Linked DNA regions of Homo sapiens: region 1 is linked to region 2. Evidence: chromatin loops called from intact Hi-C (ENCODE). Cell type or tissue: heart left ventricle. All regions are shown on one strand. Links, peaks and the distances in the headings refer to the core of each region. The heading gives the core; the rest is flanking DNA. Region 1 overlaps TRDN (triadin). Region 2 overlaps TRDN (triadin).

Region 1 (12,977 bases), core at 1,862-9,861, 190 kb after region 2:
ATTTGTATTTTAATTAACCCCTTTGCTGATACATGACATCAGAGGTGATGCTTAGCAAATGGCTATTCAATTGTCTGGCATATACATTTATTTAGAGAAGATGTAAAATTCACTACTACATAAAATTTCTCCCAGAGAAGCTGAAAGTAGTGATACTTGAAAGTATCTTCATTCAGAATTTTAAATATGATCTACATGTTTAATATGCATAAACCTTTAGAAAAGAAGAAGTGGAAATCAATTGGTTTATTTCTATCTCTGAAACTATCAAAATTTGACTTCTTGACTTTCTACTTCTGATTGGATGAGCTGTAATAGTATGCTGTAGACACTTTTAGACAAAGTGTGAATACATTTTTCCCTGAGACATTAGATTATCTCTAGAAATCATGAAAGGGGTTCTTTATAAATTATATGTCTAACATTGAAAGAAAGTGTTGTCTTTGATCTTGTAGGTAAAAAAGCTCTATACCTATGGGAATGAGTTAATTCCTCTATTTAATAAGATGCAGTCATTAGTAGACAACTTAAGGATTCATTCTAGAACTACATATTGAATTTCTTTAGCATAATAATGATCTTATAATAGTTCTGGGTAACGGAAGTCTTTGAATGTACCTGTACCTGAGATGAGAGACAACTGACAAAGAGAAAGGAATTTCAAATATAAGGTAAATAGCACTGCTAATTGAAGATAAAAATCAGTACATTTACAACATTAACCGTAGCTATTATTGTCCCAAATCTAAAACCACTGAACATTCAATTTCAACAACTATGTATTAGTACAGGACTTTGTTATCTAAAATGATTATGCTTACCAGAAAAGTGTCCAGGGATGTCCACCTGCTATGTGGCTATGCCTGGGCAGCACGTGAATTCTCTGTCTTTGCTCCCTCAGACCAAGGCTGTCTCAGATTTATGAAACAGGGCTCTTCCACGAAGTTTAGAAGTACCACAAACAGTTTGATGTGGCATCCAGACTTACTGCAACCTCTGGGTGCAAAGATTGAACAGCTTTGTTGATACAACCACTCAGAAAGGACCGTGGAAGTTATGTTTCCAACACACTGCCAGACACTTGTCATCAGGCTTAAATGCCTGTTGGCAAGAGCCAGATATGAAAAACAGCTACATCAAAAGATACCTTTTTAATGGTCTAATATATTATTTCTAATGAAATTAAATGTATAAAAGAAAACAAATATTAATTCTTCTAGTTTATCTGCAGTATATTTTCCAAGAAATATATTTTAATTTTATATATCAATACTTTTAGGCACTAGATAAACAATTGTTTGGTTCAGAAAGTTCAAACTATCACATTCATTATTTGTAAACAGTATTAGCAGTCTACAACGTTACACATTTACTGTGAGCCAGGCACTTTACACAGTGTTTTGTAAACATTAACTTTGAGGGAGGTATTATTATTTGATAAATGAGGAAAATAAGACTTAGTGGGATTAAATTACTTGCTCAGTCACAAAGCTAGCTGGAGGCAGAACTGACTTAACAAAAATCCTTCATTTCAACCTTGGTTTTGCTTTCATACTAAATTTCCCTAAAGGAAATATTTTAAATGTATTCTCTAGAAAAAGAAGGGGAAAAGAAGAAGGCTGAGAAGAAAGTTACTTCTGAAACAAAAAAGAAAGGTAGGAAATTTAAAAGCCATGTACCACATAAATCAATTAGTGTCCATGCATAATACTACTGGTAAATCTATTATTTTCTAGGAAAGAAATTCCCTTAATAAATGCATTGTCATTGTTATTAGTGAACACTCTTAACATGTCTAGATATTCCAAATAAAATTAAAATTGTCAATTTTTAAAAAGAGAATTCAATCCTAAACACTTTTTGAAAATTACTACTGTGATTATTTTTTCTTTCTTAAGAGCAGCTGCTTAATTCTCTCTAATTCACTACTTTACTTTAACTATATATGTGAATATGATGGTTACTATTTAACTAATTCAGTCTAATTTTAAAAGTCATTTTATGTAGAGGGCAGAAAATACTTGATTGGTTTGTTTTACACATATATATATATTTTAATTGGTTGTTTTCAAATAATTTATCTGATGTCCCAAGTGAACTTCAGAGATTTCAGAACTTTTGACATGGTTCTGGTGACCTCATAGCTCAGAGAACATTCAATATATTCTTTTCAATATATGTTAGGAAAGCTGTTAAATAATACCATAATTAATAATGCCATTTAATGTTTTCACTGTTATTAAATAATTTTTGCCTTTGGCAAAAAAAAAAAAGTTCTGTTTCCTGAAGAGAAATTATACCTAAGCCACTAGTCTGTTATGAAGGTGCTACCTTATTCATATTTGACATGACTTATGGCTGATTTAAGATTTCTCTATACAAGATAAATTAGATGCCTCACTGGTAGTCATGCATGCCCTGAAATATTTGCAAGTTAAACAGGTAAAGGCTTATAACTTTCTTATTTTACCAGCAGAAAAAGAAGATATCAAAAAGAAAAGTGAGAAGGAAACTGCCATTGATGTGGAAAAAAAAGGTATTGCACTTTCTTTGTTTCCTTAGATGGATTACGTTCAGGATGTTTGCTTCATGAAAGACTCCTCATGCAACATACACAAATTGCACACAGTTACTTATATCTACCCAAGACGTGAAGGTCAAAGCAAAACTTGCACTAGACAAAGTTAAACAGGCAAAGAAGACTTTATTCAAGGCTATTGCAATAGGACAGAGAGACTGGAATTGAGTCTGAACTCAATTCCCCCCCAAAAAAACGCAGGAATGTTTGTAATGGCTGGTATGGGGAATCACAGGACATCTGTTTTTGCATATTGGCTTTTCCCCCTCAAAACGTAAACTTTCAGTCTTATATCTGCATGGTAAGAAGTAGTTTCACAATGTGGAGCGAGGAGTCCAAGGAAGTTAGGCTCCTACTCTTCCACAGAAACTTAGAGATGGGGCACTATCTTTCTTGATGATTACATTTCAAAGGGATGGCTCTCAGTTCCTTGAGAAAGGCTTTATGGGTTGTGAAACTGAAAAGTGGCTTGTAAATGTCCCAGCTACTAGAGTGGCCAAGACAGGAGCATTGCTTGAGCCCAGGAGGTTGAGGCTGTAGTGAGCACCATAATTGCACTACTGCACTCCAGCCTGGGTAGCAGAGGAAGACCCTGTCTCCTCATCCCCCTACAAAAAAAAAAAAAAAAAAAAAAAAAAATCTGTATCTCAATAAAGTAGAGAAAGAATTTACAGTGACAAGTTTTCCAGTTTTCTGAAGTAAATGCTCTAAGAAAAGGGAGATTAGGAGCTGCTGAAGGTCAGAAAGAAACCTATTAAAGTTTAATCAAGGTGAGGACCACCTTGGTCAAGATACAATGAACTTGAGAAGAGATACATAGTAATAACAATACCACATTGCAAAGATAAGAAGCTGAGAAAGAATAATGCACCCTATTAAGAAATAAGGTTATTCAACTATTTGACAGTTTCGATTTTTGCTTTAAATTTTGTTCTGTTTCTATTCTTGTTCAAACATGAATATTGGCTTCGATTCAGGTTAGGCTTAAGTTTACATGGAAAAGACAATCATCTCAAGTATTATGGTTTGGTGATAAGCATTCTCACCTGAAAGATTTCCTCCACTGATGTCAGTGATGCTTAAAATTCTACCATTAGAACCATTCCATTCCTTTGAGTTATGAAGGAATCGTCCCCTATTAAAATGCAGATCTTCTAGGGCTTGTGTATATGGGGTAAAAACCTAATTCCTCTCAGCTATTAAGAACTTAAAGTAAATGAGATTTCCAGATCTTTCCTGTGTAATAGTAAGCTAAAAATTGTACCCCAGAACATGAGGTGGTAGGTAAGCTTAAACGAAGAAGATTGAAAACTTCAGGGTGGGGAACCGTCTGGGGAGGGCAGGCTGGGTTAGACGGCATTTTAGTGAAAATCTTTCCTTTTCTAAGTAGTAATAATGTATGTGGAAAAAATGATGGTGGTGAGGACCCTAAAAAGAAGAGCATACATAGGATGTCAACTATATAAAGATTATGATTAGCAAGCAGCAAATAGAAATGCGTAGAAATATCTGGCATCATGCTATAAATGGGGTAGAAAAAATGTAAAATATTAAGAATTGCATGATTATGTGGCCCATGAAATGAGCAAGAAGGATCAGCCAGACATTCTGTGTGTCCAAGAGTTGATTGCCCATTCCTTTGCATCCAAATTTCCATTATTAAGGCTGTATTATTGTAGTCTATTGTTCTATTAAATATTCACTCATTTTCTTTTAAAACTTTCTTATTTTCTGATGAAATATGTATTTTATCATAAGAAGGGAAAAACAGTTCTGACTCTATGAATCTGAGAAACTGCTTGCTTAGAGCAGTGGATTTGTGAAAATTACATGATTGAGGGGTAAAGATAAACCAAGATACTTCTTCCTTGCCATCAATTTTACTAAAAGAGTTGCAGAAGAAAATTTTGAGTTGTAATTTTCAAGCATTTTTCATATGCACGCAAATGCAAAATCTGAAAACGTGTTTTTGGCAAAACTCAATGGTTTTGTGTGTGTTTGTGTGTGCTCATGCGTATGTGTGTGTGCATGTGTGTTTGGCTTGGTTTTAGCTTTTTGAGGGAAATGATGAAACTTGTTTATGTGCAATGGTTCATGGGAAAATCTGATACTCCCCTGCCACTGGGAGACCTGTGTTATTAGCCCAGCAGTCATGTCAAAGTGAGGTTGTGCACCACTGGCAAGAGAACGGATTATGCCCATATCACTTCCTACAAGGACAGTGCTCAGCCACCGAAGCAGAGACCAAACTGAGTAATTGCTCAGCACATCTAGGCAGGACTATTCAGCTAGTGTTGTCTTTCTTGGAGCCAGTTTTCTGTTTGTATGCTTGTCATTTTTACTTTTGATTACACAAAATTCCATTGATTTTTCCAAATCAGTTCAACTTCCTGATAAAAGATAGGCAGAGTTTATTTGTTTACAATCCCTCAACCCCCAAATACTCAAAACAGTGTGTGCATGTGTGTGTGTGTGTGTTTGTGTTTGTGTGTGTCTGTGTCAGAGAGAGAGAGAGAGAGAGAGACAGAGAGATTGAGTTTCAGTTAGTGCTAGTTTTTAACTCGTTTCTTTTTAGGGTTTAATAATTCTTTATATTTTCATGTGACAGCAATATGGTTTACAAACAGCAGGTTTCAAGCTTATTATGAAAGTAGTAAAATTTTACAGAGATAATGAGAGAAATTGAGAATAACCTGAAATCTTGAAGAGCTGGGGGACAAAGGTCATTTCTTCCTAAAGTAGAGGAACATGGCAGAGCATATGATCTCACTACTGTAGCCCCAAATAGCAAATTTATAAGGCATAAGATATGCCTACATGCTTATTTAATATATGAGTGTTATTGTGATATTTTATTATATTTATGTTAATGTTAATATTATTTATATTATAAAATATATGCATTTAGTTATATGTTATATGTTATATTATTATTTTATTTTATTCCCTTATATTGTATTATTATGCCGACATGACAAACCTAAGGCTTAAACTCTATTCAGTGATAAATGGGCTTCTACCGTATGACACTGGTAAATCACACTTTGCCAGTGATCTCTGGGGAAGTTGTAGGTGGATGGGCTTTATATGATACAAAATTGCCAACCCATTAATTAATAGGGGTTGAAACTGAGCAATTGGTATATTGGGGTTAATTATAACACTCCTTTATTTAGTGTATATTTGAAATCATCCATGGCAAAAAATTAAATAAATACCTGCCAATTAAAAACATTATGTAAAATTAAAAAAAAATCATCTTGGTATTTTTGCAATGTTATAAGGTACATTTTTACTTGAAGAAATACCATGAAAAAAGCAATCAACAAAAGAAATAAAGACTTTAAAAACATCTCTCTAGGTTTGTATTAGACTTCAGTGCTAGAAACACTAAACACTGTAGTTGGCACTGCTAGAAGACATTCTATACAGGGAACTGAGTACCTACAATGTTATTGAAGGACTAAAATAACTGAAATCAAATAATCAAAATTTGGATTATTAAGCATCAGGGCAGATCAACAGGTTAGGAGACTGCTTTGTTCACCAGCACTGTCTTCTCACAACCACAAAGACTAGATCCTGGAAATGTTGAGGCAAGCCTCAGCAGATTACTAACATCTTCATTTGCCAAATCATTCATCTGCTCTGCCAAACCATTTCTGCTTTCAGTCTGGTGGAACTTGATATGTCTCCAGAACTCTGGCTGCAAGTGAGTCTGTAAGATGCATTCCAATTTTCTCAAGTGAAAGTGGAGTGAAATGGAAGTTGAAAGAGGCTATCAATAGTATCTATAAAAATGATACTTTCAGGAATGTCCAAGATGATAAAATTCATACAATAAGAGATGGTTTTTGAACACCTACACTTTATAGTGATGAAACCTATCTTTGAGTTCCCCCAAAAGATGAAAAGGATGACACAACTAAGCAATATGATCAAATTTGGCAATTCCAAGTGTTCACAAGGCACACTTACCTGAAGTTTATGTTGCTCTTCACCTTCACTGTAGATAAAAGAAGCATGGATATTCTTTCTCTCTTCCACCACAAGGTGATATTTTTGAAGAAATAACGTTTCACCTACTTGATTAGATTATAATATTTGAACAATTAACAAGTTGACTTGTCTCATAACAAAACAATTATAACCTGGGCAAAATATATAGACACACAAGAGAAACAGGCCAAAGCTAAGATGACCCATTGCTCTTGGGTTGGCCTTTTCATAGTTACAATTGTAAACTTTTAGGAGTTAAATTTGTCATCATCTTATATGTTTATAAACTTATTAACTGTGAAAATAATTTTGACAAAATAACTATTGATAATGGTATAAAATCATATTTAATTATCACACTTTCCAATAGGATTTTTTTTTCAGGAATTATCTGTATAGAACTATAAATTACAAGAAGGATATTAAAACCACATAGCTTTTCTGAAATAAGCTACTAGAAAAAAATGAATGTGTTCATTCATTCATGCATGCATGCATCTTGAAGGAAATATTTAAAAAATGCCTACTATATGCCAAGCTTTGTACTAGGTGCTGAGTACACAGAAGTGGATAAACAGACAAGATCTGCCCTAATGGAGCTTACAGTTTGACAAGGGAGGCACACAGTGAATAAAGACAAAATGTCCACAAGTTCAACTCTGAGTAAGGGCAGTGGAGAAAATAAACTTAAGGCAATGATAGAATATAATGCGTTGGGGTGGGAAGTTATTTAAATAGATAAGATTATTAGAGCAGGCCTCTCTGAGAGACAGCATTTAAATTGAGATCTGATGTATTGAAAGGACTCAGCCATTGATTGCTGGATCATTGTGTGATGTATATATATATATATATATATTATATATATATATATATATTTATGATGTGTGGGGGAAGGGGAGTGTGGTTTGTACTAGGAGTCAGAATATGCAGGAACATGTATAGGTGTTTGGACTTTATTAAAAGTGTAATGGAAGAGATTGAGCTGAAGTTTTAAATATGGGAATCTTTATAGATTATAGTTGATGCTCTTGGAATAGATGAGACTAAAAAGAGACAGTGTGTCAAAAGAAAAAGGGAATACAGTCCAGGATCAAGACCTGGGGAAGTCCAACACCTACAAATTCAATGGTGGAAAATAAAGCAAGAGAGGCTGAAAGAAATTGCCAGAGATATTAAAGGAAAAGTTAAGAGCTTGGTATTATAGATGTTTCAGAAATAGATGTTTCAAGAAGCAAAAGTTATCAACTTTGTGAATGTCACTTACAAGTTTGTTTTACGAGGGCAGAAGACACAAGGGCAGTCAGTGGAGTGAAAGATAAAGTCAGGTTGGAATGGGAGGTGCAAAAATGGAGACTAAAGTGTAGATTTTGCGGGGAAGGGGGAAGGATTACGGCTGTAGGAGGAGTAAAGTCTTTTGTGTTTTGTCTAGTTTTGCTTTAATAGTTCAATCTAGTGCCCGATGTACATAAACAGAATGTAGGAGATTGATGCTCAGAGGGACAGAATATATAAGCAGAAATCGAAAAGATAATTGAGAAATTATAGTTTGATGAGTATTTGGTGAAAACTACTCTTTTTTTTTTTTGGAGATAATACCACAGGTGCTGTGATATTTAAAAAGTTGATGTTTTCAAATTATGACTAGGATTCTATGCAGATTGCCTTAAAAGAGAGGCATGCATTTGTAAGATATACAATATATGATTAGGTGGCTCTGGTGATAAAACTAAAACTCCAATAATAAATACATTCTGAGATAAAAGCCTCAATTTTAGAAAAAGATATATCCAAAATGTCTTTTGTGCTCACTGAGGAAAGTTTGTGAAATGTATTTTAACAAAGCTCTTTAAGGATCATTCATTTACAATACCCCATTAGAGCTTTACACTGAAACATCTTTGTGGTGGTGAATTGGTCAGGTAAGATTTGTCTAGTATAGAACTCATAAAGAATTTGTGCTGTTTAAGGGATACATTCGTATCTATTTCCATCAAATTTTTTCAATTACTGTATGTGGCAAATAATATTCTGCACAAACTAAAACCTTTGGCTATTTGCTTTCTCTCTACAAAATCTGCTTTTCTCATTGAGAAATTGCAAAGAGTCCTTTACAGAAGCTTATTGCTTTGAATATACCATTAAATATTATTGTCTACCAGGCATTAGAATATTATGTATTTTACTTTTGAATCTTTTGTAACAAGTTGTTCTAGCTCAAAATAATATATATGGCAGACTACAGATCACTTAAATTTCTACATTTACATGTAACTAAAAGAAACCTATTTTAAATATTTATGTGTACATTTATAATTGGACAAAATAACATATAGTATCTTTCATATGTATTCATGTTAAGTTTTAGTTTAAAAGAACATCCTTCCATTTTCTAGACTTGTATATTGAGAAGATTATAGCTTTTTTTCTGATCACCCACATCTTTCTCCTTATTTGAAAAGCACTTGGTTTTAGAAAGTTATCTTTTTTCTGGAGTTTTGCAAATATGTATTTGGGCAAGATTTAACAAATGCATCCAATTGGTATTGTTAGACATTGAAATCTAGATAAATTTTTTCAGGATATTTGATAGTAATCCAGGAGTTACTATCAAGTTATAAATGTAGATAATTCATACACTTTTGAGTGATATTGGGGCAGTTGTATTATTTTATATTCCAGATAAAATTTTTTAAAATTCATTCAGATAAGTAAAAAATGGAAAATCTAGTACACATTAGACCTGGTTTAATCAGTATTTCCCAGCCTTGACTTAGTGAGGCTCCACAATTACAAGGCAATAGTAGATTCCTTTCAAGTTAGCCTTTTGTTCCACAACAGATTAGGTTGTAAATCTGCGTTCAGATGACAGCGTCTTGACTGTGTTAAAAACACTGGCTATGCTCGAAGGGCTTTGAAGGAAAGAGAGTATATTTTCAAGTGTTTTATAATCATGGAACTTAGGTAAGACAATAGTTGTTTAAACATTTGAGAATAAGAGATTTTCCAACAGTGGAAAGTCTTCTGACTTGTTACTTACTATGATATCTTGTTACTTACTATGATATTAGCTCTGGAAGCTAATCTGTTTTAGAGAAAGTAAGATGGAGTTACCACTATAACTTATTGTGGGAATATCTGAGATAACTTTTCACATATTCACTTTTGGTTTGAACAATACAAAAGTGAGCTTGGGCTGAATGCAAAAATGAGGTAAGGACATGGGCATTTTAAAATAAATATTAGAAACTCAGAAGGAGCGAAGGTTCATGTTAAAAATATTTAGGCCTGAAAAGAGGACTAGTATACATGCGACTATTTTTAATCTTTTTAATGCTTATTTTGGGGACTTGGGGCTACCCTCTCTGAGGACAAAAACAAGATCACCTCTGAACTTGAGAGGTGTGTTATATTATATTATTATATTATATTTATTTTTTTGAGACAGAGTCTTGCTCTGTCACCAGGCTGGAGTGCAGTGGCGCGATCTCGGCTTACTGCAACCTCCGCCTCCCGTGTTCATGCAGTTCTCCTGCCTCGGCCTCCCTAGTAGCTGGGACTACAGGCACATGCCACCATGCTTGGCTAATTTTTTGTAGTTTTAGTAGAGACGGGGTTTCACCGTGTTAGCCAGGGTGGTCTCAATCTCCTGACCTTGTGATGTGCGCGCCTCGGCCTCCCAAAGTGCTGGGATTACACGTATGAGCCACTGCGCCCAGTCTGTTTTATTGTTATTATTATTATTATATTTTGAGACAGGGTCTTGTTCTGTCTACCTGGCTTTAATGCAGTAGTGTAATCTCGCCTCACTGCTGCCTCAACCTCCTGGGATCAAGAGATACTCTCACCTCAGCCTCCTGTGTAGCTGGGACCATGGGCACGTGCCACCATGCCTGGCTAATTTTGTTTATTTTTGTAGAGGTGAGGTCTCACTGTGATGCCCAGGCTAGTCTCAAACTGCTGGACTAAAGTGATCTTCCTGCCTGCATCTCCCAAAGTGCTGGGATTACAGGCATGAGTCACTGCACCCAGCCTTGTATTATCTTTTATTAAGTTCTTTCAACAGGGAGAATTGAAATGCATATAAAGAAGAATCAGTAAATATCAGTAAATAGACCACATATTTCTTCTCTGTACGCATTGATATATCAAGAATTTTTAGCAGGTCTTGCACACGTTAGATAAATTATTTTAAATTCCAGTTCATATTTATTAATAGGATAAATTATTTTCTGAAAAAAGTTAAATAAAATAATGTAATTATACAGTAGTCTCTTGCAAATATCATAAATTTTCCTGGGAAAATGACACAGAGTGGCATAAGAAATGGAATGTCAGTTAGACACCAGTTATTTTTTAATCTGTTAATCTCAATTTAAAAATATGGAGAGATTTTGATCAATTTGTTAGACAATAATGTGACAGTGTGGCCTGAGTTTTCCTTGTGACTTGAGATACATATTTAATAATGCAGATGTGAAATATCCAGGCAAATTTTGTCGTTATATATCCTAAAAGTCTATAAGATTTTCCTTTCAGTGCAAGTAAAGCTTTAAAAACATCAAAGTGATATCTCCCTCAACTGCAGCCTCTCTAGGGATCCCAAAAGCGTATTTTTGAAACAACAGCAAATTCTGCCAGTATAGATTCATTTTATCAGCAGCATTTTAAAGTAATCATAACAACAGTTATTAAATCTGTTTTCTCATTTAATCATAACAACTCTGTAAGGTAACCATTATAATCCACTTTTTATAGAAAGAGAAACCCAGCATTGGAATAGGTAAATTACTTGCCCATCATCACCAGTAAGTAGAGTGAAGTCAGTATGAAAGTCACCAAATAAAGCTTCACTGTCTTTTGGGACCCAAAAGCACTTTGTCTTCTAATTCTAGGAAACAATGGTGGTAGACTGCTTTAGTGTCTTTTTTTTTCCTCCCTCTTTTTCTTTTTTGCTAATTTCCTTCAGATGATATTGCAGACAGTGGTAAACATGTAGGAAAAAATGCAGAAGAGATCCTGTAGGTCTGACTCTTACTTTTCTTGTAGAAATTATGCTTTCCTTCATTCATTCACTCAAAAAATATTTAATAATCCCATAATACATGCAAGGAAATCTGCTTAATGTTGGACATAGATCAGTGTAATAGACATAGATCTTGTCTCCAAGGACTTCAGCAAACAAATAAGTAAAAATTATACCATGAGCACTATAATAGGGTAAATACAAGGCCTCACGCAAAAATCAAGGCAGAAGTATAGAAATTACTTCTCTTTTGTGGTAGGTGAGTGACTATTAGAGATCTAGAACAGGGACACCACCGACCTATGTAATTAGGTATTTGACCAAGACACATATAATATTTATTTTTAATCAGGATAGAGACTGGAACACATACACTTTTAACAGTGGTGTATCACTGAAGATACTTGATCTTGCAAGTGGCAGATGATCTCAAAGAAGGAATTTATTAGTTTATCCAACTACTATTCTGGAGTAAACTGGCTTTGAGTTTAGCTTGATGCAGAGGTCACACAATATCATCAGGAGATTTACCTCTCTCTGCTTTTGGACTCTACTCCCTTGGGATTGGCCTATGTAGCTGTAAATTGGCCATAGGTGCTGCCCTATATCCTCTCTTGTTCATGTCCTGCTAGGGACTTGGGAAAGCGGGTAGGGGTGGAATAGATCAGTGTCCTGAAAGGTCAAATAAAAACTTGAGCAGTATCAGTCTTCATAGGCCCATTCCTGAACTAACCTTTGTGGTGTGGGTGAAAGAATAATCTGATTGGTTTATTTTAGGCCACGGGTCCTATCCTTCCAGCAGAGAAATTACATAAACTTTGTCCAAAACATTCGAGCTGAAATTGGATTGGGTGATGATTCCCTAGATTAGGTTTAAAAAATGATGAGATGGACTAGATACAACATTGAAAAAGAAATATAAGTACTCTCTTCAAGAAGTCATTTCTAGATGGTGAAAATCTAGGTGATATGATTTCTTTATTTTTATTTAGAGAATAACACAAGGGAGAAATTTTAGTGTCATCTATGGAGGGGATACTTAAGTATTTTAGAAAACCAACCCAACATAGAATAAAGCAGTGTGATCAACAAAAGCAAGCAAAATTGCAGGTTTCATTCACTAAAATATTATGTGTAGTAAAGAATTAAATCCTTCCCCTCTACTTTGTAGTTTTAGAATTACACTTGGATAATAGTCTTTAATTTTAATAAAGATATTTTAAAATAAACCAGATTATATTCAGGAGAGAGTAGCTCAGAAATGTGGATGTGTAATATGGAAATCAGGAAACAGAGAACATCAAAGCCATGTTTCTAACTTTGATCTACTCTCCTATTTAGGTGTAGACTTACTTTTTATTATCCCTAAGAATG
Region 2 (12,977 bases), core at 3,424-11,423:
ATGATAGCTAGAACTGACTCTTCTGACTAGAAAGAAAGAAAAGAGAAAGCAAGAAAGGAGGGAAGGAAAAGGAAATACACAGCCTCCAATTTTTAAGAAATAGAGGGATGAGGAATATGCCAAAATCTACACCATAGTAGGCAGTAGGCTCTGGGAACCTCTACAGTACAAACAACCCAGTTACTTCAAATAAGTTCCTGGGAACAAGAACAAGAAAATCTGGAGAACAGATGAAAAGAAATGTAAAAAGTTAGCAACCCATCACAATGTATGGAATGGTTGGATCATGATTCAAACAAACAACCTTAAAAAATTCTGATGAAACAAGTGAAAATTTAATATACTCTGGATGTTAGATAACCTTAATGAATAATTATATTTTTAGTGGGATAACCGTATTGTGGTTGTCTTTTAAAATTACTTATTATTTGGAGATACACATTCAAATATTTATGAAGGAGGTGATGTGATATTTGAAATTTGCTTCTAAATAATATGCCCAAGAAGAAAGTAGTTGGGGTGTGGGTGGGGTAGGATTGGCCATTAGTTGATTATGTTGAGGCTGATAATGGGTACATTAAGTTTCATTATAATATTGTCTACTTTTGGGATTATTTAAGCTTCTTCACAATAAAGAGTTAAGAAAAAAAACAGAGTTGATGTTGTTAGTAGAGTAAATCTTTTAATAAGAATTTAATTTTCATAACATATATGGGTCAGTGAATTCTCTGGTCACCAAATTTATTCGTAAGTGCAAATTACTCTCTAAATTGAACAGTGTCTGTTGTTACTGAAATGAAAACCAAATATGCTCATATTAAGCAGAGTAGTCTGGAAATATACTTATGTTTGTAAAAGCAGACAAGGAAGTAATCATTTTTAATATCTATTATAATATGGGAATCTGGAGGTTAGTTTCATATTATTGGTAACATTAATTAGAGACATTAATTAGAAATAGTTTGTTTTTGAGATAGGTCATGGGAAAACCTGAGAACAATTTGAAAGCCTAAGAAGTCAACATGATGCAAGAAAAAATAGTTCTAAAAAGTGCTATGGCTTGGAACATTGCATTTATTGACAGGGTATTAAGTATGAAGCTTTTGTATGACTATCTCTTTGAAATATCACAAAAACTGTGAAAGGCAGGTATCACATAAACCTGATTAGTCTGACTCTGAAACTTCTTGTTATTCTTTACTGCTCAAGTTCACTTTAGGAAAATAGAAAAAAAAAAAAAAGCAGATTGTGAAAACCAGGAGAGTATAGTTCACTGAAAATCAGAGAGAAAATATAGTGCAGAGCTGGGAGAAAGAAGCATTAAGAAAAGAGAGTGTGATAGAGTAGTAAGTGCATGGAGTTTTACTTAAGTCAGAAATTGGGGTTCAGGCACTATCTCCACTACTCAACCACTCTTGGTCTGGGGAGGATGGGGCCTCAAAAGAAGGGTCATGAACTTGGTTAATTAAAAATAATATGGCCAGAGGAATTTTTAAAAATTTTACAAGATCATGCTATTTGGCAAATTAAGTTTATGTTTTTTAAATTGTTCAAATCATCCATGATACAAAATTTGCAGTGACAATGAGCAGAAAATATAGCTGTGTAGTGTCAGCCCTTGTTAGGTTCCGTTAAGAAGCTTTTTCTTGTAGTTTTTATTATTATTTGTAATAGGAACTATTTTTCTCCCCACCCCATAAGCACATAGTATCCATGAAAATGTTCCGTTTATGAGCTTAAATGTTTCTTATTTTTTTTCCTATTTATTTTTGGTTATCATTATGACTGTAATTTAAAATTCATGCTACTTTTACAATGCAAAAATGAATTGAGGCTATTCAGTTATTATACTAAAGGCTTAGGAATCCATAGAGACTTAAGGCCTCCAATACTGTTGGCATTAATTTTTAATCAGTTAACAATATTTAATATGAGAGAAACATAAAACAGTGCAACTAAGCAATTTTAAAATCATCTACATTGACCTTTGTGTTGAATATATCAATTTGAAAAGAAAATGGTTAAGATTTTCCAGTAAAGCTTTTGGTTTTATAGTTATGCTTAGTTGGAGCTTAAAGATAGTATTAAAACATTATTCTTTTCTTCTTTCAAACAAAAAGAAACCCGTTGGGGACATGTTTAATGTATTTTTAAAAAATACATATTATCTAATGTAACATATTTAAAAAGAACAAAGCAGGGGAAAAATCTTCATCTGGCAACTATGCATTAACATCATACAATAATGTCGACTTTACGGAGTTCAGGCTCCATTTTACTTAAAGTTCTAGGAAGATTTGTCAAGGTTAAGTTTTTGCTGTCTCCAGTTCCCACCTGCCCTGGATAATACGAATGACAGGCTTGGTTTTTTACAGAGAATACTTATTTGATTGTCATGTAAATATATATTACCCCTAGTGAGGGTTATGCAGAGACAGATGAACTTCCTGGTCCAAACAGATAGTAATTTTTATCTTCAAAGGAAACCAAAAAGAGTATCCTTGGCAAATGTGCAATGAATAAAGTCTTGCTCTGCTCTATACAAGTTAATGCTCTCTAAACATCAAACATCTCCACATCTCCATGCCTGAAGTGAAGCTGTCAAAGACACACAGAATTTACAATTGTGAGAGATTCTTTGGTATGTAAATGAGCTGTTTCCTCATAAACTGCAGACTCTATCTCACTTACAATGTACTTTAAATATTACATTTAAATATATGTGGTTTAGATATTTTCTAATTTGTTATCTGTGCCAGAAGCTAGGGCATGTGGTTTTCACCCAAACAAGTTAAAGACATGATATTTTGACCTATAAGAACAAAGATAATTTAAATGGAGCAACCTGTTCTTTATAGGGGAAACTTGGTTTCATTTAGACAGCATGAAGCTGGAACTCATTGTGACAAACCAGTTTTATCTTTGCTACGCATTTGCTGCATCATTCTCCCCTCCCTGACACAGGTTACTGAAGTGTTGAGAAAAACAAAAGAAGGAAAAACTCTTAGTATTTCAAACTTAGTTTTAATATGGTCTAGGGCATTAGTGAGCTCGTGGATGTGAGAGATTCAGTTTCCATTTATACAGACGTTCAAAATACATATTTAGCAAACTTTCCTTGGAAAATTGTCTGTTGCCTTTGAAAATAAAATTATCATGTGATTAGGGGAATTTTCTGTTTGAGGAAGACATTTAATATAATGTCAAGACAAAAATAAGAGATATGAAGTGGCACTTCTCTGACATTCACTGCTGGAGCTATTATTTTTGCCCATGGTTATTCTGATTTAACCTATATATTATTGACTAGGGGAAAAAGCGTACTGTAAAATCTGAAAGTTACTACAGTATAGTAAAATGCCAAGTTTGTGAATTTAAATCTGCAGAAATATTAGGCATTGCATTTAGAAAAAGGCAAGTTACCTCCATCTGAAATATAACAAAATTTTAGATTCTATGGTATTAATTATCATCCTAGATGTAGATTTATGAAGCAGTATGTCATGCCAGAGGTTTGGTTTTATTCAATATTTTAATACCTATTACGTACCAAATTGAATGCCTGACAATGTGGACACAAAAATGAATGATAAAAGGTCCCTGCTACATTGCAAAACAAAAAGAAAAGAGCAAAAAATAACAGTGAGAATAAAGACTGGACAGATTATAAAACATTTGATTCCAATTTGAATTGCAGCCATGTCTCTTTTTATTGCACTTTGCTTTATTGCATGCCACAGATATTGCATTTTTCAAAGAAAATGAATAAAGCTATCACCACCATTTTTCCAACAGCATGCGTTCATTTCCTGTCTCTGTGTCACATTTTGGTAATTCTCACAGTATTTCAAATGTTTTCGTTATTGGTATGTCTGTTTCGGTGATCTGTGACCATTGTTCTTTGATATCAATATTGTAATTGTTTTAGGTCACCACAAGCTGCCCCTATATAAGATGGTGAATTTCATCAATAAATATGTGTGTTCTGACTGCTCCAACAACTAGACATTCCCACTATCTCTCCTTCTCCTCAGGCTTTTCTGTTCCCCGAGACACAACAATATTGAGATTAGGAAAATTAATAACCTACAACAGCCTCTAAGAATTCAAGTGAAAGGAAGAGTTGCATATCTTTACTTTCAATCAAAAGCTGAAAATAATTAAGCTTACTGAGGAAGGCATGCCAAAAGCCAAGATAGGCTGAAAGCTAGGCCTCTTGCACCAAACAGCCAAGTTGTGAATGCAAAGGAAAAGTTCTTGAAGGAAATTAAAAGTGCTACTGAACACATGAATGATAAGAAAGTGAAACAAACTTATTGCTGATGTGGAGAAAGTTTTAGTGGTCTGGATAGAAGATCCAACCAGCCAGAATTCTCTTTCAGCCAAAGCCTAATCCAGACCAAGGCCCTAAATCTCTTCAATTCTGTGAAGATGTGGAGAGGTAAGGAAGCTGCAGAAGAAAAGTTGGAAGCTAGCAGAGGTTGGTTCATGAGGTTTAAGAAAAGAAGCCATCTCCACAACATAAAAGTGCAAGGTGGAAGCAGCAAGGATTGATGTAGAAGCTGCAGCAAGTTATCCAGAAGATCTAGCTAAGATCATTGATGAAGGTGGCTACGCTAAACAACACATTTTCAATGTAGACTAAACAGTCCTCTATTAGAAGAAGATGCCATCCAGGACTTTCAGAGCTAGATAGGAGAAGTCAATGCCTGGCTCCAAAGCTTCAAAGTTTAGGCTGACTCTTGTTAGGGAATAATGCAGCTGGTGACTTCAAGTTGAAGCCAATGCTGGTTTACCATTATGACAATTCCAGGGCTCTAAAGAATTACAATAAATTTACTTTGCCTGTGCTCTATCAATGAGATAATAAAGCCTGCATGACAGCACATCTGTTTACAACATAGTTTACTGAATATTTTAAGCCCACTGTTGAGATTTACTACTCAAAAAAAAAATTCTTCCAAAGTATTTCTGCTTATTGACAATGCACCTGGTCACCCAAGAGCTCTGATGGTGATATACAAAAAGATTAATGTTGTTTTCGTGCCTAACAGAAGATCATTTTTGCAGCTCATGGCTCAAGAAGTAATTTTGATTTTCAAGACATTTTTTAAGAAATACATTTTGTGGGCCAGGCTCGGTGGCTCATGCCTATAATCCCAGCAATTTGGAGGCCAAGGTGGGTGGATCACCTGAGGTCAGGAGTTCAAGACCAGCCTGGCCAATGTGGTGAAACCCTGCCTGTACTAAAAATACAAAAAATCAGCTGGGCGTGGTGGCAGGCACCTGTAATCCCAGTTACTTGGGAGGCTGAGGCAGGAGAATTACTTGAACCCGGGTGGTGGAGGCTGCAGTGAGCCGAGATCGTGCCACTGCACTCCAGCCTGGGGAACAAGAGCAAAACTCTGTCTCAAAAAATAAAATAAAATAAAATAAAATAAAATAATAAAAAATTAAAAAAAACATTTTATAAGGCTATAGGTGACATAGGGAGAAATACCTCTTATGGATCCAAGCAAACTATATTGACAACTTTCTCAAGAATTCACCATTCTAGATGCCATTAAAAAATATAATTTTTACATTACAAATTTTTTTATTTTTATTGTTATTATTATACTTTAAGTTCTAGGGTACATGGGGAATTGAACAATAAAAAATATTTTTGATTCATGGCAGGAGGTCAAAATATCACCATTATGTAAAAAGTTGATTCCAACCCTCATGATGACTTTGAGGGGCTCAAGACATCAGTGGAGGAAGCAACTGCAGATGCAGTGGAAACAGCAAGAGATCTAGAATTAGAAGTGGAAGCTGAAGATGCTGTAATCTCATGATTAAACTTGAATGGATGAAGAGTGACTTTTTTGTTGTTGTTTTTTTTTCTTTTGAGCCAGTGTCTAGTTCGGCATGCACTGGCACAGTCTTGGCTCACTGCAACCTCTGCCTCCTGGGTTCAAGTGATTCTCGTGCCTCACCCACTGAGTAGTGGGATTATAGGTGTGCATCACACTGCCAGGCTAATTTTTGTATGTTTTTGTAGAGACGGGGTTTCACCATGTTGGCCAAGGTGGTCTTGAACTCCTGGTCTCAAGGGATCCACCCACCTTGGCCTCCCAACGTGCTGGGATTACAGGCATGAGCCACCATGCCTGGCCTAGGAGGTGCTTTCTATGAATGAGCAAAGAGAGTGGTTTCTTGAGATGGAAGCTACTCTACTCTTAATGGAGATGCTGTGAACTTTGTTGAAATGACTACAAAGGATTTAGAATATAACATAGAGTAGAAGATAAAGCAATGGCTGGGTTTAAGAGGATTAACTCTGATTTCAAAAGAAATTCTCCTATGGGTAAAATCCTATCAAACAGTGAATGTCACATACTACAGAGACATCTTTCATGAAATGTGGAGTCCATCGATGTGGCCAACTTCACTCTTGTCTTATTTTAAGTAATTGCTTCAGCCACTCCAACCTTTAGCAACCATCACCCTGATCAGTCAGCAGCCATAAATATTAAGGCAAGACCTTCAATTAGCAAAAAGATTATGACTCACTGAAGGCTCACATGATTGTTAGTATTTTTTAGCAATAAAGTATTTTTTATTTTCAATCTTGTTGGCTCAGAGTAGGTGTATATATTTATGGGATGCATGAAATATTTTTATACAGGCATACAATGAGTAATAATCACATCAGGATAAGCGGGGTATCCATGACCTCAAGCATTTATCCTTTCTTTGTGTTAGAAACAGTCCAGTTATACTCTTTTAGTTATTTTTAAATGTACAATGAATTACTGTTGACTGTAGTCACTATTGTGCTATCAAATGCTAGATATTATTCTTTCTAACTATATTTCTGTACCCATTAACCATCCCCACCAACAAAGTATTTTTAAATTAAGGTCTTACACTGCTTTTTAAGACATAATGTTATTGCACATTTAATAGACTAGAATACAGTGCAGACATAACTTTTATATACACTAGGATACAGAAAAAAAAATGTGTGATTTGCTTTCTTGCAATTATTTGCTTTATTGCATGGTATCTCCAAGGTGTGCCTTATGGTGTTTGATGTAAAGAATGTCATATTATTGTTCATAAATCTTATGATTATTTCACTTTGAAACTTGCTGAAAATAATTTAGTATAACTAAAGAATGTCCTATTCTTAACACTGGTAATTCGCAGTGCACATGACATTATTGTGAAGGTGTAATGATTTTTCAAGGAGTAAGGAGATCAAGAGTACATTTGATCAATGCAGAAATGACAAAAAAAAAAAAAAGAGACAGGAAGTAGGTGAGAATTAGTAGTCTGTGGGATGTAGCCCTGGGATGACTGGGATACCAACTTACCTTGCCAAGAAATTGGGTAAAATTCCTGATTTAAATACTAAATTTTCGGTCAGGCACACTGTTGCTATAATACTATAAAAGCTGGATGTTTCATGTTTCTGATTCGTTTTTAACAGTTATTATGTTTCCTAGTTCCCTGTCATCCCATCTGAGTGTTCTCCCATTATTTGAACCTCTATTGCTGATTTCCATCCCCACATACGCTACTTTGAGCTTACTTTGTATGTATAGAGACCATTTCCAGTTCATGAAGAAATAAAAAAAAATACCAACTGTCAGAAAGGTAATCATTAAACGAGTTTCTTCTGGCTTACAAAGAAGAATCAGTTGCTACAGTAAAACCAAATCTGTTGGCAGAGTTGTTCTAAATACTATGAGAACTAGTGGTCAGGCCAGTGGTCTTGTCAAGAGTTGCTGTAAAAGCATGACAGGGTCCATAGACCAAGCCTCTGAAAATGTGAGCAGAAAGTACTTAGGGTAGCAGTAATGACTAGATTAAGGCAATAAGTCAGCAGAATTCTCTAGGGCCTTTGTTCATAGTGACTGAGAGTTATATTAGAAATAATAGTTCTGACAGTTTCCGGAAAATTTTGGCTACCTCTTGAATTAAGTAGACCAGATTTCACTGCTCAGTTTCTGCCCAGTCCCTCAGGATTTGAAGTGTCTTGTTGGTCTGGCTAGAATGATGTGCTATACTATCGTGGTATGGGTCTCTGTTTTTGAGGGACGTGAGCTCTCAATACCCAGGTGCTTTGAGACATAGTATTTTATCTTCTTCCTATCACTCTGTCATTTACCTGTGGATGGAGAGGAATGAAAAGTCTGACCCCCTGAGTGATAAGCATGCACCTAACAAACATCACTTGTATATATTTTTGGTATCTACTTTTGCCAGGTACTGTTTTAATTCTAAGGATGAAATGTAAAATATACAGAAATCTAGTCCTCAAGAAATGATGAGATAATTGTATATGTAACTCTCTGACACTGGGCTGCCAGTTCAAAGTTTCTTGAAAGAAGTATGTATAAAGTTATATACAAAAATTGTGAGATAGGTTTCTTGGTTTCTTGTCAAATTTAAAATAGACAATGTTTACATGTATAAAGCTATTAGGGAATGAATCAATATAAAACAAATAAGCAAATCAACTGATGAGATATTAATATTGGGAAAATCTAAGAAGCTAGGAGAATGGATGGATTTGGTTGGTCAGGGACTGACATAAAGGAGGAGAACTTATGTTAACATTTGAAGAATGTTTCTAAATTAAAGGACAGGAACACAGAAGAAAGAGCAAAGAATTAAGTTTTTAACAACATCCCTAGATCCTAAAAATTCCAGGTTAATTCATTTTAGAAACAAGTATTTGATTTCTTAAACTAAATTAATAAATATGGTGATCTTGGGTTCAGTGAACCAAGCTGAAGGAGACACACTTTATTGGCATTCAGGGTGGAAAAATTTGTTGCAACGATCTTCCCTAAAGATTGCAAAATAATTAGTACCCAGTAGCACCTCTCACCATAATTTTGACTCCATAAACACCCCCAAAATTTTCCTATCAGAGATGATAAACTACACCACAGTTAACAAGAACATAAAGATGAGTATAGATGCTAGTGGTAGCTTCAAAGGAGATGGGATTGAAATCCTCAACTATGAGAAACTCTAAGCTTAGTTATCTTTCAATTTTATATATAAGATTCTTTTTATGTCAATAGAGGGGATTTGGATTGGTGAGAAGGTCATTTTGCTTCTCCAATCAGTTATTTGTTTGCCTCAATTTGCTACTTATAATTCTATAATAGAAAGGGAAAAAAAAAGACAATAACCTCAGGGAAATACAGGGCAAAAAGATTCACAAACTAAATGGAATGACATACTTCCCTCTTGAGAAAAATCAGTGAAAGGTGATGACTTATTTTCTGTGTCCTTGAGCTAACTAATGAGTTGCAAAGTGACAGCATAATTTGAGGAGAGGCACAGGTGGAAGCAGTTCTGATGGGTAAAGTGAAAGAGAGTGCTTTGCAAAATTGCCCGATAGAGTTTTACACAAGCTAAATAGCAAACCTCAAGGTGGATTACATTTCTTTTACTTGAGAGTCACCCAATATTTTGTCATAGTGAACTCTACATGTGCTTAGAGTACCTCCAGTGTTTCTTTAATCCTTTGCAATACTATCATGATGACAAATGTATTTTCAAATCATATAAAAACTTGCTTAAAATTAAGTTGTTAGGTAATACTGAGCTAGAGGCCAAAATGCGCAAGAACTCTATATACAAGTGTAAAAAGAATTAGGACACTGTGGTGATTACTGAATAATGCTGTCCCGCTTAGTTTTCAAGAGAACAGCCGTCTCCTCAGTTCAGTGTTTAAAAACATACTATGAGTCATCATAATTTTTAAAATATTTTTCTTAAAAATTCATTTTAGTAAAATACAGACTCTGAAAGTTTCATAACTCACATATGCGGTTGACTCTTGAACAACACAAGGGTAAGGACACCGACTTACCAGTCGAAAATTCACATATAACTTTGACTCCTCCCAAAACTTTATTAATAGCCTACTGTTGACCAGAGGCTTTACCAAAAACATTGTTGATTAACACATATTTTGTATGTTATATGTGTGTGCGTGTGCCTGTGTGTGTGTGTGTGTGTGTGTGTGTGTCTGTATATATATATAGAGAGAGAGAGATAATTACAATGAAGTAAGCTAGGGAAAGGAAAATGTTTTTTAAGAAAATCATAAAGAAGATAAAATATATTTAGTATCCATTTAGTGGAACTGGATCATCATAAAGACCTTCAATTTCATCATCTTCACATTGAGTAGACTGAGGAGGAGGAAAAAGAGGAAGGATTGGTTTGCTGTCCCAGTGGTGGCAGAAGCAGAAGAGGTTAAGGAGTTGGAAGGGGAGGCCAGAGAGCCAGGCATATGCACTATAACTTTCATTTAAAAAGATTCTCACGTAAGTGGAACTACACAGTTAAAACCCATGTTGTTCAAGAGTCAACTGTCTTTATATATCATTTACTAAGGAGTAATGGAGTTGATATCCACATAACCAACACCCAGATCAGGGAACTATTTCCAGCACATGGGAAGCCCATATTCATCTATCCATACTTTGACTCTCACTTTGGTGTCGCTTCCCAATTAAGGCTCCTCTTTCTTTGAACTTTCCTCTCCAGGGAACCAGCTTTTTTGGTAATGGTTTTCTTTCTTTGCTTTATAGTTTTATGACCTCAACATCGATAAACAACATAGTTATGCTAAGTTTGTTCTTTATATAAATGGAGCACCATGGCATGTATTGTTCTGTGTTTTGCTGCATTAATTCCTCATTTTGTTTATAAGAGTCATCTATGTTGTTGTATGTAGCTAGAGTTTGTTATTTTTCTTTCTGTACAGTGTTTCATTGCATAAAAGTCACTGTTTATCCAATAGATTTTTGTTTCAATTGGGGGAGGCTATGATGAATGATATTTTTATGTTCTTTTTTTAGTTTTAATATCTATTATTCTATTATCAATGTATGTTTATTTCATGGCACTATGTTCTATGGTGAAAAGTTGAATTCAGCATGAAGAAGACACCTTGCTCACTCAAACTGGATTGTTTAAATCTAATTGGAAAATGTGGAGAAAGGGTGACCTTGTGGGTGTCTCCTAGAAACGTCCTGTTTTTTAGAAGAAATTGATCTAGTCTCACAAGATATATAAAATGGATGTTTGGAGGAGCAGAGAGAAAATGAATAGAATCCTAAGGACTTCTCAGAGTTTTGTCTCTGAGATAGTAATCCTCACCGTATAGCAACCCCTTTTTGAGACTGTATGGGCAGCAATGTAAAAATTGACATGTAGAGTGAGGCATTCAACTAATATTGATTGAATGTCATGTCCTCATTGCCAAGCATTTTACTTGGAGCTGGACCAATAGCAGTGGACAAAAAAGGTCCCTATTTTCCTGCTTCTGTCAGAACACTCCATGACTAGAATCTCCATTGTCACTAGGTTCTGCACCTTGCTGTCCTGGGCACTGGTGAGAGCAACTGAGTTTTTGCTTGTTGAGGCTCCTCCTTCTAGGATCCTTGGTACACTTTTATCCAATGGACATCATCTTTAATTTGACTTGCTGGCTTTATTAGAATATTGCTATTGTTAACATTCAGGCAAAACTTAGGTTTCCACTTCTATTCTTCCTGCTTTTAGATGAAGATTGCCCATCTTTAAAAGGTGACAACTTCAGGCAGTTAATTTTGTCCACTTTAGTTTAGTTTGCTAGCTTAAGCTCTCAGAAATTATTCAATATTCAATTTAACGGAAGGAGGTTTTACTGAGGTGGAAAGCCTAACTCTGCCTCAGTGTGTGAGAAAAGAAGGATTAAAAGATAATCTATCTCCATTTATCTATATTGTATTACCTCCAAAAACGAAAAAAAAATTCTATTTGTAAAACTCTGTGAAGAGCATGGGTATACTAGGCATTCTTTCCTGTTTTTTGATTTGGGTCAAAATGTATGAATGCATGTGAGCTATATGGACATAACAACTTTGAGAAAATTCCGAATAAGTTTTATTCTCCCAGATCAGAGTTTGTCAGTGTGTAGTCCCCAGACCAGCAGTGTCAACATCACCTGGGCACTTATTGGAAAGGGACATTACTGGGATACATCTCAGACTTTTGGGATCATAAACTGTAAGAGGAGAGTATGGCCTAGTGATCTGTGTTCTAACAAACCTTTTAGATCATTCTGACACACGTTGAAGTTTTAAAGCCGCAACCCTAGTTAACTACATATAGACTTTAAAAACAAATTCCCTACTAATTCCAATTAATTAGGGATAAAGATCCAAATCAATCATGTAGTATAGTGGCTTAAAACTCACAATAACAGAGGATTCTTTTCATGATAAATTTGTGATCATGCACAAGAAGATTCTTTTCATGGGCAATGGAAATCTGAAGAATGGAGATGGAGGAAAAGAAATCAAAGAGAGAAACTATTTGCCTGGAAGAGAGCAAAAGTGTGTGGAGGTCAAGAGCCCAACATGTGCACACTGAAACTCATGAAATTTTCCCCATAATCAGCTATTTCTCTGGACCTGCAGGGTTCTGTTTTTTTATCTGTATGCACAGTCTCTAAACTTTGGAGTCCTCATTTCTTGTATTCACCTTTTCCTTTTTCTTCTCATTTAAACTTCAGTTATTTTTTAAATTAGAACTCCTGTTCTAATTTAAACTCCTGTTATTTCATATATGGATGTCTGTATGTGACAGATTGTATTTTTCAAAAGTGGCTGCAGCAAGATTTCCCATCTCATGTGTTCTTCTTATACTGTGATCTTGACTCTTCTTCTCTTGAGAGGTGAGGTCTACTTTTCCTCCCGTTAAACACAAACAGACTTGTATAACAGCTTCAACAAAGAACATACAGTGAAAATGACTTCCAAGGTTAGATCATAAAAATACCAGACATATCCAGGTTGCTGGTTTGGGATACCTGCTTTTGAAACTATGCTGTGAAAAAATTAAAGCAGCCTGGAGGCAGGCCCATAATGAAAGAGACCAAGACCTTGACCTGCAAACCCAGCCAAGCTTCCAGC

Evidence for each region. Hi-C counts contacts between places; a loop is a spot of excess contacts. Peaks named below come from ENCODE experiments on the same cell type or tissue, not always from the same donor. Only the 100,000 strongest peaks of a DNase experiment are listed, where the experiment ranks them.
Region 1: it touches region 2 in a loop (2.4-fold over the local background); 4 of 110 quality-filtered maps call a loop at or near these places.

What each region holds. Positions count from the first base shown.
Region 1 is chr6:123,427,622-123,440,598 of GRCh38, reverse strand. TRDN (triadin) reads left to right here. Exons shown (of 41, transcript NM_006073.4): 11 at 1,596-1,655; 12 at 2,477-2,536. TRDN-AS1 (TRDN antisense RNA 1) reads right to left here and starts at 995. Exons shown (of 3, transcript NR_110844.1): 1 at 822-995. In heart left ventricle, for the core only: no CTCF peak of the experiment used is centred there; no DNase peak of the experiment used is centred there; H3K27ac peaks cover 440 bases.
Region 2 is chr6:123,619,381-123,632,357 of GRCh38, reverse strand. The region is part of intron 1 of TRDN (triadin); the gene reads left to right. The region is part of intron 1 of LOC105377981 (a long non-coding RNA gene); the gene reads right to left. Among named protein-coding and RNA genes, the nearest start is that of TRDN, 11 kb to the left of the region's middle. In heart left ventricle, for the core only: no CTCF peak of the experiment used is centred there; no DNase peak of the experiment used is centred there; H3K4me3 peaks cover 34 bases; H3K27ac peaks cover 665 bases.